Regions from separate parts of the Homo sapiens genome. Here region 1 is linked to region 2. A link is a loop called in an ENCODE intact Hi-C map of the cell type or tissue named here. Cell type or tissue: PC-9. All regions are shown on one strand. Links, peaks and the distances in the headings refer to the core of each region. The heading gives the core; the rest is flanking DNA.

Region 1 (5,382 bases), core at 107-5,106, 84 kb after region 2:
TTTTCTTTTTCAGACAGGGTTTTGCTCTGTTGCCCAGGCTGGAGTGCAGTGGCATGATCTTAACTCACTGCAACCTCTTCCTGCCAGATTCAAGTGACCCTCCCATCTTGGCCACCCAAGTAGGTGGAACTACAGGTGCGCACCACCACACCTGACTAATTCTTTGTATTTTTGGTAGAGACAGGGTTTCGCCATGTTGCCCAGGCTGGTCTCGATCCACCTGCCTCAGCCTCCCAAATTGCTGGGACTACAGGCGTGAGCCACCATGCCCAGTCTAGGTTTTATTTTTTCTGAAGACTGGGTAAGGCTTTTTTCCATGTGAGGATATCCATTTTAGCACATCTTTAAGACTAGGCAAGCCTCTCTCATAAATGTTCAAAGACCTGGAACAAGGCCAAGAAATAGGTTTGAGCATTCTTAATGCAGAATACCCTGCCCTGCATATCTAAGCAAGTCAGGGACACGGGGCTTCCAGGGTAACATCAGAGTATCTGTCAGGTACCAAGAATCACTCTTTAGTGGGGACGGATCCAGGATGGCTAAACACTGGCAAAAAAAAAAAAAAAAAAAAAAAAGTATTGAGGTCTGGGAGAAAGAAAGACATCTGGCAGATAAGAACAAGATGCAGCGGCCAGATAGCAGGATAGAAGACTTATGTGGAGACATGGTCCATGCCAAGCACACACTGGCCCCATATCCCTATCACTCAATAAACACATTTCCTCTCCTTTCTTCTCATTGCAGGGTTTCTGAGAACTAGACCTACAGACTTAAAATACTGCTCAGATCCAAATGAGAATAACTAGGTGCCAATGTACCATCTTTATACCCCAATTATCTGTGTTTCATAGTTGCAAAGGTCCATTTTCGACACACGTTGCTCTCATGCCAGCAGACTTCTCTAGAGGCTTCCCCAACCCAATAAAGACAACGTCTGGGCTCTCTAGCTTTAGCGAACAGCTCAAATGCTCTTCCCTACTAATTAGAGACCCTTAAAGCTGTCAAACCACCACAATGTCATTTATGTAATAGTCTCTTCCATTGTACAAAAGTGTAATGGTACAAAGTACTTGTATATCCATTATGCCAGTTGATTCTTAATCAGTGGAGATTCTGGAAGAACAACAAAAGTTCTACTTAGTAAGTTCTGCTCAGCATCCATTTTCATACTCAAATGTGTAAAAGTTCCAGCTTATTTCAAATTATTATCCAAGTTAAAGAGGGGATTAACATCTACCACCACATTTCAAAAACTTGAAGCCTGTCCTCTGTAGACTTGTGAAGATGACAGAGTTAAAAGCTGAGTAAGTACCTGGCACAGTGCCTAGCTGACATGCAGTGAATATTCAGTAAATGGTGGACTTAAGTACCTTCTTTCCCCCTTTGCATCTGCAGGAGGATGGGGGAGACAGAGGGGAAGGGGTGGGCTTACCATCTGCCACAAGGCTATGGTCACACAATGAGTAAATCAGACACCCAATGTGACTCACTGAGAGCACTGCCTGAGGCAACTCAGGTTGCGGTTAATTCAGAAGCAGGTGCACCTATGAAAAGCTTGTAAACCTACTTTGTTAAAAAGTAAGTACATCTGGGCTTTAAATTACAAAGTAAACTTAGAAAAGTATATCACTCAAACAATAACAGAATCATAAACTGCAGTGTAGCCACCACTGCTTGGTAATCAGACAGTATATTTAGCTAAGTGTTTCTAAGGCATTTCTAACCTCATGAAGAGATTGTTCACACCACAATTTCCATTACTCTCCTTTTAGAGCAATTTAGGACTATATGTTGAAGGAAGACTTAATACCCACGAAAGGGCCTTCTGTCTGAACTTCCTTCATTTGGCTATCTCCACCTATTACCAGTTCTGTTAGGTTTTGGGGTTTAAAAAATGTTGTAACTGAATCCTTGTCCACATGATAGAGTGGCATGGGGTTTGGACTCAGATTCGGGTGTACACGGTCACTTAAAAGACATCATTTACTAAATGCTAGTTGTCTCATATCCATTGTATCTCATAACAAGGAGGTGTTCCATTTAAATTCCTTCCTTTCAAAATGAATCAAGGCAGCCGGCAAGGTATCACGAGATACAAGACAAAATGAACTAAAAATTAAGTCTGTCATTGGGAAAAAAAAAAAAAAAGGACAAAGGGAGGGAAATAAGATCCAAGAGTGAGACCAGGACAAACAGAGCAAGGTATGAGGGCCTGGCTACTTACTACAGACGGGACACAGATTTGCCAGCAAAGCTTTCTAAGTAGCCCATGCAAAGAAAGAGGCACTATCAATCTCACGAGGTAGTGTCCACAGATAAAACAGACGTGCTCTTCAGGAAAATTAACAGGCAGGGGGTTGGGGGCAGAGCGGTTATTCTCTTAGGAAGATACAGGGGCCCATTCCAAAACCAAGCGGAGTGGAGAGACCATCTATGGGCAGGGCTGGTGCTCCTGAGAACAGGATTTAGTCCTGTACAAAGACAAATGCACAACTGAAGGCCCGGAGTCCTGTGCCACTGGGCGTGGCCACAGTAACTTCAACTTGGAAAATATTTTAAGCATGTGTAACCAAATACTCATTTTGACCAGGAAAAAAACTACAGCAGGAATCAGAGAACCTCTAGCGCTGAACAATGCAACGCCCTGGCAAACATGAATCTGGGTACGGAAAGTACTGACTCTCTAATAAGGCGGTAGTCAGAGCGTCAACAGCCTGCAGGACTCCCTTGGACTAAAGGAGAAATGCCTGGAAAGGCTTCAGGGAGTAGAGGGAAGCGGTTCTCAAGCTTCAGTGTGGATCAGAGTTGCGTGCTGGGGGGGCAGAGTTTAAATTGCAAAGTTAACTGAGAAAAGTGTATCACTCAAACACAATGACAGAATTGCAATGTATCCACCTCTGCTTGGTAATCAGTTTATTTAGCTAATGAACTATTCAGTGAGCTGAGAATATGTATTTCCAACAAATTCCCAGCTGACGCTCATGTGGCTGGTTCTGGGACCACACTTTGAGAACCATGGGCACAGCAGAACTTTGGCTAACTACATATTTGAAGGGGGTTGTGGGTGGTGTGACATTTAAATATCTTTCCGGGAGAACTACAGCAATTGCCATTACTGACTATAGCCAGCTCCAAATCTCAGGTTGGCCTGAGCTGCAGTGAAGTGGCTGTCATCGAACCTGGCCTGAGTGGTCTACTCTTTCCTACAGAAAATCCGATAAGCACTTTGATTTGAGTATAGGCCATCTGCGACCCTTCTTCCTGTGAAGTCAGGCCAGAGTTTATCATAAAAGCTTGCCCAGCTTAAGAGAATATAACTATGTCACCTGCAAATAGGAAAATGAGCACCTTCCTGTTTTGTACAATGTAGATCGGAATATCCAGTTTATCAAAAAGTGGTCTCCAGTCATTAAAGTAGTCCAACCCTACAGACATTTTTGGGGGAGCACAATGTGTGCACCCCTACTATTCTAAATCCTGGTGGGTATGCAGCTGGACTTCCTGGTGCTTAAGCAGGGTGGGGGTGGCAGGGGAGGTAAGAACACACTCCTGTGTCTCCTCCCTCTGGGGCCCTTGCTCTGGGACTCACTCTTACTGGAGTACTGAAGTGGGGGTTTTCTGCCACTCGGTACCGAGGGAGTCCATTTTGAATTGGTGTGTCTTAATCCAAAATGGATCCCTGGCCAGGCCTGGTGGCTCACACCTGTAATTCCAACATTGTGGGAGGCCAAGGCGGAAGAGCTGCTTGAGACCAGGAGTTCAAGACCACCTGGTCAACAGAGCAAGACTCCAGTCTCCACAAAAAATAAGAAAAATAGCTGGGTGTGGTGGTGCGCACCTGTAGTCCTGGCTACTTGCCAGGATGAAGCAGCAGGCTGCTTCAGCCCAGGAATTTGAGGTTACGGTGAGCTCTGATCACACCATTGTACTCCAGCGTGAGCAAGAGTGAGACCCTGTTTCCAAAATAAAATACCAAAACAAAACCCTGATTCTTGTCCTGGAAACAGATGGCAGAAAAAGATAAAAGCCACAGTCCACCACACGCCTCCCAACATATTTCTTTTTTTCTCTTTTTTTTTTTTTTTTTTTGAGACGGAGTCTTGCTCTGTCGCCCAGGCTGGAATGCAGTGGTGCGATCTTGGCTCGCTGCAACCTCTGCCTCCCGGGATCAATTGATTCTCCTGACTTAGCCTCCCAAGTAGCTGGGATTACAGGCGCCCACCACCACGCCCAGCTAATTTTTGTGGTTTTAGTAGAGACGGGGTTTCACCAGGCTGGCCAGGCTGGTGTCGAACTCCTGACCTCAGGTGATCCGCCCGCCTCGGCCTCCCAAAGTGCTGGGATTACAGGTGTGAGCCACTGCACATGGTGGGAAGAGCACAGCTGGCCATACCTAGGACTAGCCCGATCTGTGTGTCAGCCACTGACCCATTTTACCAGTGAGGAAATTGAGGCTCAGGGAGGTTAAGTAACTTGCCTGTGGTCACACAGGGAACAAGGGCAGAGCCAGAATGTCAACGGAGGAGTGTGCACCCTTTCAACTACACTCTGTGCGCAATGTTTAACCGGAGCCTCGTGTATTCATTTGTAAGTCACAGAAAATAATTATATTTACAGGGGGAATCTAAAGATTTCAGGGGACAACCTGTAGACTGACTCTCATTTAGCAGGGGCCCAATAAGCGATTATGCCCATCCACTTGAGCTTGTATTGACGTAACTACTCTCCTCATGACTACCACTCAAAGAATATACAAAGGACCTCTCATTTTCCCAGAAATAACCTCTCTATATGAACAGGCACAGCCAATGTGGAATGGCCTTATGTCTACTGAGCACATCACATGCACAGCTCTTCATTTCATCCCCACACTAATCATGTAATACAGGCATGACTGTCCCTATCTGACAGAGGAGGAAACAGGGTAGAGTTTAAATCAACAAGAAAGTACTTTCTCTCCACTATACCAGCACATAAGCGGGACTCAATCTCATTTAAATAAGTTCTATTTTCTTTATCCAAATAAGAAGGCTGTTATTTGATCACATAGTTAATAATAAAGATGTGTTCAGACCACAAATGGGGATACACACACACACACACACACACCCCTCTACAAACACATGTAAAATTAAATCACAGTCCTGCCATAAATAAAGCCTTTTTCTTTAATAATATCATGATTACTACCTTTGTTTTTGTGCTGAGGAGGGATTAAACTATACAAAATTTTAGAGTCCAACGTGTCTTTGGGCTGACAGGAAAGGCTGGGCAATCTGGGAAATGAATCCCTCCCTCTCTCCCACAATCATCAGGATCCAGGCCCCCAGATGGGCTGGGCAGTGCTCTTTGTTCAGAGACCTCATTTCTCGTGGCCTAAGA
Region 2 (5,382 bases), core at 218-5,217:
CACAACATCCCTTCTGCCATGTGAAGACACAACATCCCTTCTGCCATGTGAAGACACAACATCCCTCCCCTCCAGAGGATGCAGCAACAAGGGACCATTTTGGAAGCAGAGAGCAGCCCCCACCAGACACCAATCCTGCTGGCACCTTGACCTGGGACTTCCAGCTTTCAGAACCATGAGAAATAAATGTCTATAGTTTATAAATTACCTAGTCTGTGGTATTTTGTTATAGCAGCACAAATGGACTAAAACAGAGGGCAGAGGGAGAGGGAGCTTTCTAAAGCTCAACCCTAAACCCTTTCACTTGCTAGCTGAGGCAAGTTGCTGAAACTGCCTCTGCCTTAAATTCCCCATCTGTGAAATGGGAATAATAGAGATGCTTACCTCATGGGCTGCTATGAGCACTAAATGAGATAATTCATGTAAAGTGTTTAGAACAGTGATAGGTCGTAGAAGCACTCATAAATGATAGCCATGATTGTTCTTAATTTATACCTGTAGAGTCTGAATTCTAGGCAGGTAACCACTTCCCCAGCCACTGCATTCATCCCATTTAAACACCCTTGCCACTATGCAGTTGCCACCAAGCATTGAACAGTTTCCTAGACCAGCGCTGCCCAATAGAAAGTCAATGCAAGTCAATAAGTAATTTTTAATTTTCTTTTTAAAAATAATTTCAACTTTTATCCTAGATCCAGGGTTACATATGCAGGTTTGTTACATGGGTATATTGTATGATGCTGAGGTTTGGGGTACAATGGATGCCATCACCCAAATAGTGAGCATAGTACCCAATAGTTAGTTTTTCAACCCTTGCCCCACTTCCTTCCTCCTACCTCTAGTAGTCTCTATTGTCTATTGTTGCCATCTTTATATCCATAAGTAGCTAATGTGTAGCTCCCACTTACAAGTGAGAACATGTGGTATTTGCTTTTCTGTTCCTGCATTAATTTGCTTAGGATAACGTCAAATTTTCTAGTAGTTACGCTAAAACAAGAAAAGAAGGAACAGGCGAGATTAATTTCATAGTGTATTTTATTTAACTCAGTATGTCTAAGATATTATCATTTTGACATGTAACCAAGATAAAAATTATTATGGATATATCTATGTTTTGGTACAAAAGCTTCCAAATCTGGTGTTTATTTTATGCTTACAGCACATTGCAACTTGGACTAGCCATGTTTCACACACTCAATAGCCACACATGTCCTGTGGCCACCATATTGGCCTGTGCAGCTCTGGATCCTTGCTGCCTATGGTGGCCTGCTAACCAGTTGCATCTGCACCGGCAGGCCAGATCTACCAAGTCAGAAGCTGCATTTCAGCAAGATCCCCAGGCGATACGTGTACACATTAAGGTTTGAACAACACTGGGCTAACACTATCGGCTAAAAGCAAACTTGGAGCTTGTAGAAAGCAAGAAGGAGCTCTCCCCTCTCACCACTCATTCTTTGTGCCTCTTTTGAGACCCCTCCAGAGAGCTTCAAAAATGTAATGCCTAGACCCTACTCCTGAGATTCTGATTTAACTGGTTTAACGAGGGACCTTGGAAATAGGAATCGATTAAGACGTTCCACAGGTGATTCTGACACGTAGCCTGGTGGAGAATCACGGGCTAACCCAACACTAAACACTGTGGCCTCATTCAGCTGCCAAACACACCTGAACTACATCCTTTCAGGCTTTGGAGTAAGTCAGGTTGAGCAACACAGCTCAGTATAAGCAGCTAAATCTCTGTAAAATTGTTCAAATGGTCCCAGTTGTCTCACAAACTCCCAGAAATTAATGCCATATGTGAAAATCGTATCCCTTTGGGAAAATAAGACATTCTTAATGTGGCTGCTGCTGTCCATTACTGGCTGCAGTTTGCTAGCTCAAGTAATTCCCTTTTGGTTACCAAGATATAAGGAAAATATAGAATGTATATATTTATTAAATTATTAATTATCCTACTAAAAGTCCTCATGTTCAACATATTAATATTGTTGGTCATTTCCAGGAAATAGTTAAATTCCACAGACATTTATTGAGTCCCTACTGTGTTCCAGACCTAAAGGGGCTGCAAAGATGTTTCAATAAAACAGATCCTACCTTCAAGGACCTCACCACCTTGTGGGGACCCAGCAAGGGCCTGGGATTCAGGAGAGTCGAGTCTTATCTGTCCTTCAGTTTCTCAATCTGTAAAAACTCAAATAAAATAGAACATGTTTATTACCAGTACTTAGAGCATCTAAAGGATTTCAAGCATCATCACTTTTTAACATTATTGTTGGCATTTTTTAACCTTAAAAAGTAATCTCAATGTATACATTTTCTAAAGTCACTCATTTTCTTCTTGAAAAGAAAGCTTTCTGGATAAGGCATAAATATAACTTTAAGTCATTGTGGGTCCAACTTGATCATTTTCCCCCACTGTTTTGAAATACTATATATTTAATATAATAATGAAATGGTTAGGGACATGCAGTTTTAAATTATGCAAATCACAAATGCTGGAAAGGAAGACATTTTGGTACTCTATTTCTTTCCAGAATTCTTGTGTGTGGGTTGGGTGGGTGTGCACATGGGCACGTGTTTGCATTTTTTCTTGCCTGAAAAGGAACACGAAAAGGCAGAAGAGGAAAGAGAAGGGACAGTTAAAAAGACAGTGACCCTGTCTCAAAACAAACAAACAAAAAAAAACAGTGAGCGAGGCAGCGGGAGGTGTAAGCAGAGAAGAAGGAGAAAACATGGCTTTGAAAGGCTACCTTGAGGGAGAACACAGGACTGGTGAGAGGAGAAAAACCACGGTTGGAGGCCACCTGCCCCACCTGCTGGCAAGGACCTAAGTTTTCCCTGGAAGCGGACTGCGCTGCCCCTGCTGGAAATTGACAGGCCTTCTGCCCAAAGGAAAAAAAAGTCCCATTTTAAGAACAAATCAAGTTGACAACACATTGCCATTCTGTCTTACCGGGTTGAGTCTTAGTGTAGCCACTTTGAGGAGCCATTTAACAGGTATCAGGCTGCCTGCTCATAGCTGAAAAGCCTCCCCAACAGAACATATGGCTCAGAGCTGGCCCCTGCTCCCTTCACACAATTCCTCTCCACCTCGTCCCTCCCTCACCGTGTGTGCAGCCAGGTGACGGGGCTTGGCAGGTGCCTCTCTGGCTCTCACTTGCAATCCTCCATCATGGTACCCTCACATCCTTCTGGGCATGCAGGCAGCAGTTTGGCTCGTGAGATCGTAAATGTCAACCTGCCATCACCTGTCTTTCCTTGCTCATCACCCTGAGGGGCAGAGCTGACCCGAAGCAGACAGCAAGCACCATCGTGGGAGGCAAAATGGATACACCGAGCCAAAGGAGTGTGATTAAAAGGCCTAACTCCCTTCTCTCCCTATTGCTGGCATTGGCCCTGCTAAGCCCATCTCCCAGGAAGATTGCCTTTGTGATTGTGTGTCACCCAGAAAAGAATAATAGCACGTTTCTCCAAGTCCCTTCTTGTGAAAATATAACATGTCAGGAAAGAGGGGGAGAGATGGAGGGGCAGGAGAGAAACTTTGCAGCTGACACCAGCTGTAGCTGTTTCCCCATTTCTGGATGCCTGCATGGTTCTGCTAAATGGTGGGGGAGCAGCTGGGGCAGCCAGGGAGGGAGCTGAGGCCTGGCAGTGATTCAGACACACAGAGCTTGCTGAACCAGTGTGTTTTATAAGAAGGTGGCAGAAAAGGGAAGTGGAAAGGGAATGACTAATAAGGAAGTAATTTTGAAACAGAAACCTGTCTGGATTTGGAAGCCAGAGTGACAGCCCCAGGTGGGAGAAGGAGCAAGCCTGTTATTAGAATTGACGAACACATAAGTGCTGTATCACTCCCCAAGAGCCCTGCCTGTCTCCCTCTCAACTCTCGCACAAGTGGCCCTGTATCAGGAGTGAACCACACAGAAACAAAGTGCTTTAGACAGACGCAGGATTTACACTGCCAGAGCCTCAGCTGAAGAGGCCTGACCCATGTGGAAGGCCTGCAGATAAGAGAATGAGTGCAAAAATAGAAGGATCAAGAGATTAATTATAAAGCAAATATAGCAACAGAGCAGAAAATGCGGACAATTGAAGGGGAAAATCCATGCTATTCCACCTGCCTAATGATGGTATTTTCATTCTGTGAATGCTTTCCTAGCCTTGCCCACATATACACATTTTTACAAAATTTTCAGTGTACCCAGAATTTCATACTTGCTTTTTTCATTTGTCTTTACATCAGAAACATTTCTCCTGCTATTTCACACTGTTCTTATCACTGGTAATTGCTATAAAATATTTTACCTAATGGATATACCACAATTTACTGAAATATTTACTCTGTAAGTAGATTGCACTTTTAAAAAAAAGACGTATTTGAGGTATAATTGATATACAACAAACTGTACAAATTTAAAGTGTATAATTTGATAAGCTTGACATGAGTCAGCCTGTAAAACCATCACTACAATTAAAATAAAAACATATCCCTCACCCCTCCACCAAATTTCCTGCAACCCCTTTGCAACCTCTCTCTCTTCTCTGGGTCATTTCTACTTGTTAGGTTTTTATTTTGGTGGTCTTCCATGCCTCCTTGTATTCATACACTTGTGTAGTCTCCTCTCCCTTGAATCTGGGCTGCCTTGTGATCTATTTTAAATAATGGAATGTGGTGAAAGTGATGCTATGCTAGTTTCAGGCTTAAGCCTTAGAAAAGACTAGCAGTTTATGTGTTTGCACTCTTGAAATGTTTCATCTTGGAATTTAGCTGTCATGCTGGGAGGAAGCTCAAGCAACGACATAGAAAGGACCCCTGGAAGAAAACCAAGACCCCTGGCTGAGAGCCCTAGCTGAGCTCCCAGGCAGCAGCCAGCAGCCACAGCCAGCCATTTGGACATTTCAAGCATACTAGTGCTCCAGCCCACACCACATGAAGAGAACTGCCCAGTCAACCCACAGAGTCCTGAGAAATTATAAATCATCATAGTCTAAGCCACTAAGTTTCTTGAAGTGGTTTGTTACACAATTATGAGTAAGCAAAATAGGCTGAGAACACAAGCGATTTTTGTTAGGATGGAGAGACCCATTCTTGGAGAGTCCCATGAAACAGAAACAGAGAAGTGAAGCAGGATTTTTTTCAACCCCATGTCACTCTCCAGCTCTTGCCTCCTTTACCGCTAAATTTCTTAACAAAGTGCTGATCCTTGCTGTCCATCCTTCCTTGCCTTGAGCCCACTCTTAAAATTGGCCTTCCAATGGTCCTATCACCTTTAAAAATGCTCTTCCTGGAGTCACCAGTGAATTTTTTATTGCTCAACCAAGAGGAAGCTTCAGTCCTCATCTTATCTGACATATCAGCCACATTTCTCTTCCTTCTTTAAA

The links. A loop is a pair of places that touch in the nucleus more often than their neighbours do. Peaks named below come from ENCODE experiments on the same cell type or tissue, not always from the same donor. Only the 100,000 strongest peaks of a DNase experiment are listed, where the experiment ranks them.
Region 1: a loop joins it to region 2, with 10 times the contacts of the local background. A loop is called at or near these places in 1 of 110 quality-filtered maps.

What each region holds. Positions count from the first base shown.
Region 1 is chr7:30,140,122-30,145,503 of GRCh38, reverse strand. All of the region lies in intron 1 of MTURN (maturin, neural progenitor differentiation regulator homolog), which reads right to left. Among named protein-coding and RNA genes, the nearest start is that of MTURN, 7.8 kb to the right of the region's middle. In PC-9, for the core only: no CTCF peak of the experiment used is centred there; DNase peaks (open chromatin) are centred at 1,533 and 2,573; H3K4me3 peaks cover 888 bases; H3K27ac peaks cover 1,659 bases; H3K27me3 peaks cover 501 bases.
Region 2 is chr7:30,224,458-30,229,839 of GRCh38, reverse strand. It overlaps LOC124901607 (a long non-coding RNA gene), which reads right to left. Exons shown (of 3, transcript XR_007060274.1): 2 at 2,095-2,190. Among named protein-coding and RNA genes, the nearest start is that of ZNRF2, 57 kb to the left of the region's middle. In PC-9, for the core only: a CTCF peak has its summit at 2,907; DNase peaks (open chromatin) are centred at 2,849, 3,739 and 4,999; H3K4me3 peaks cover 500 bases; H3K27ac peaks cover 2,769 bases.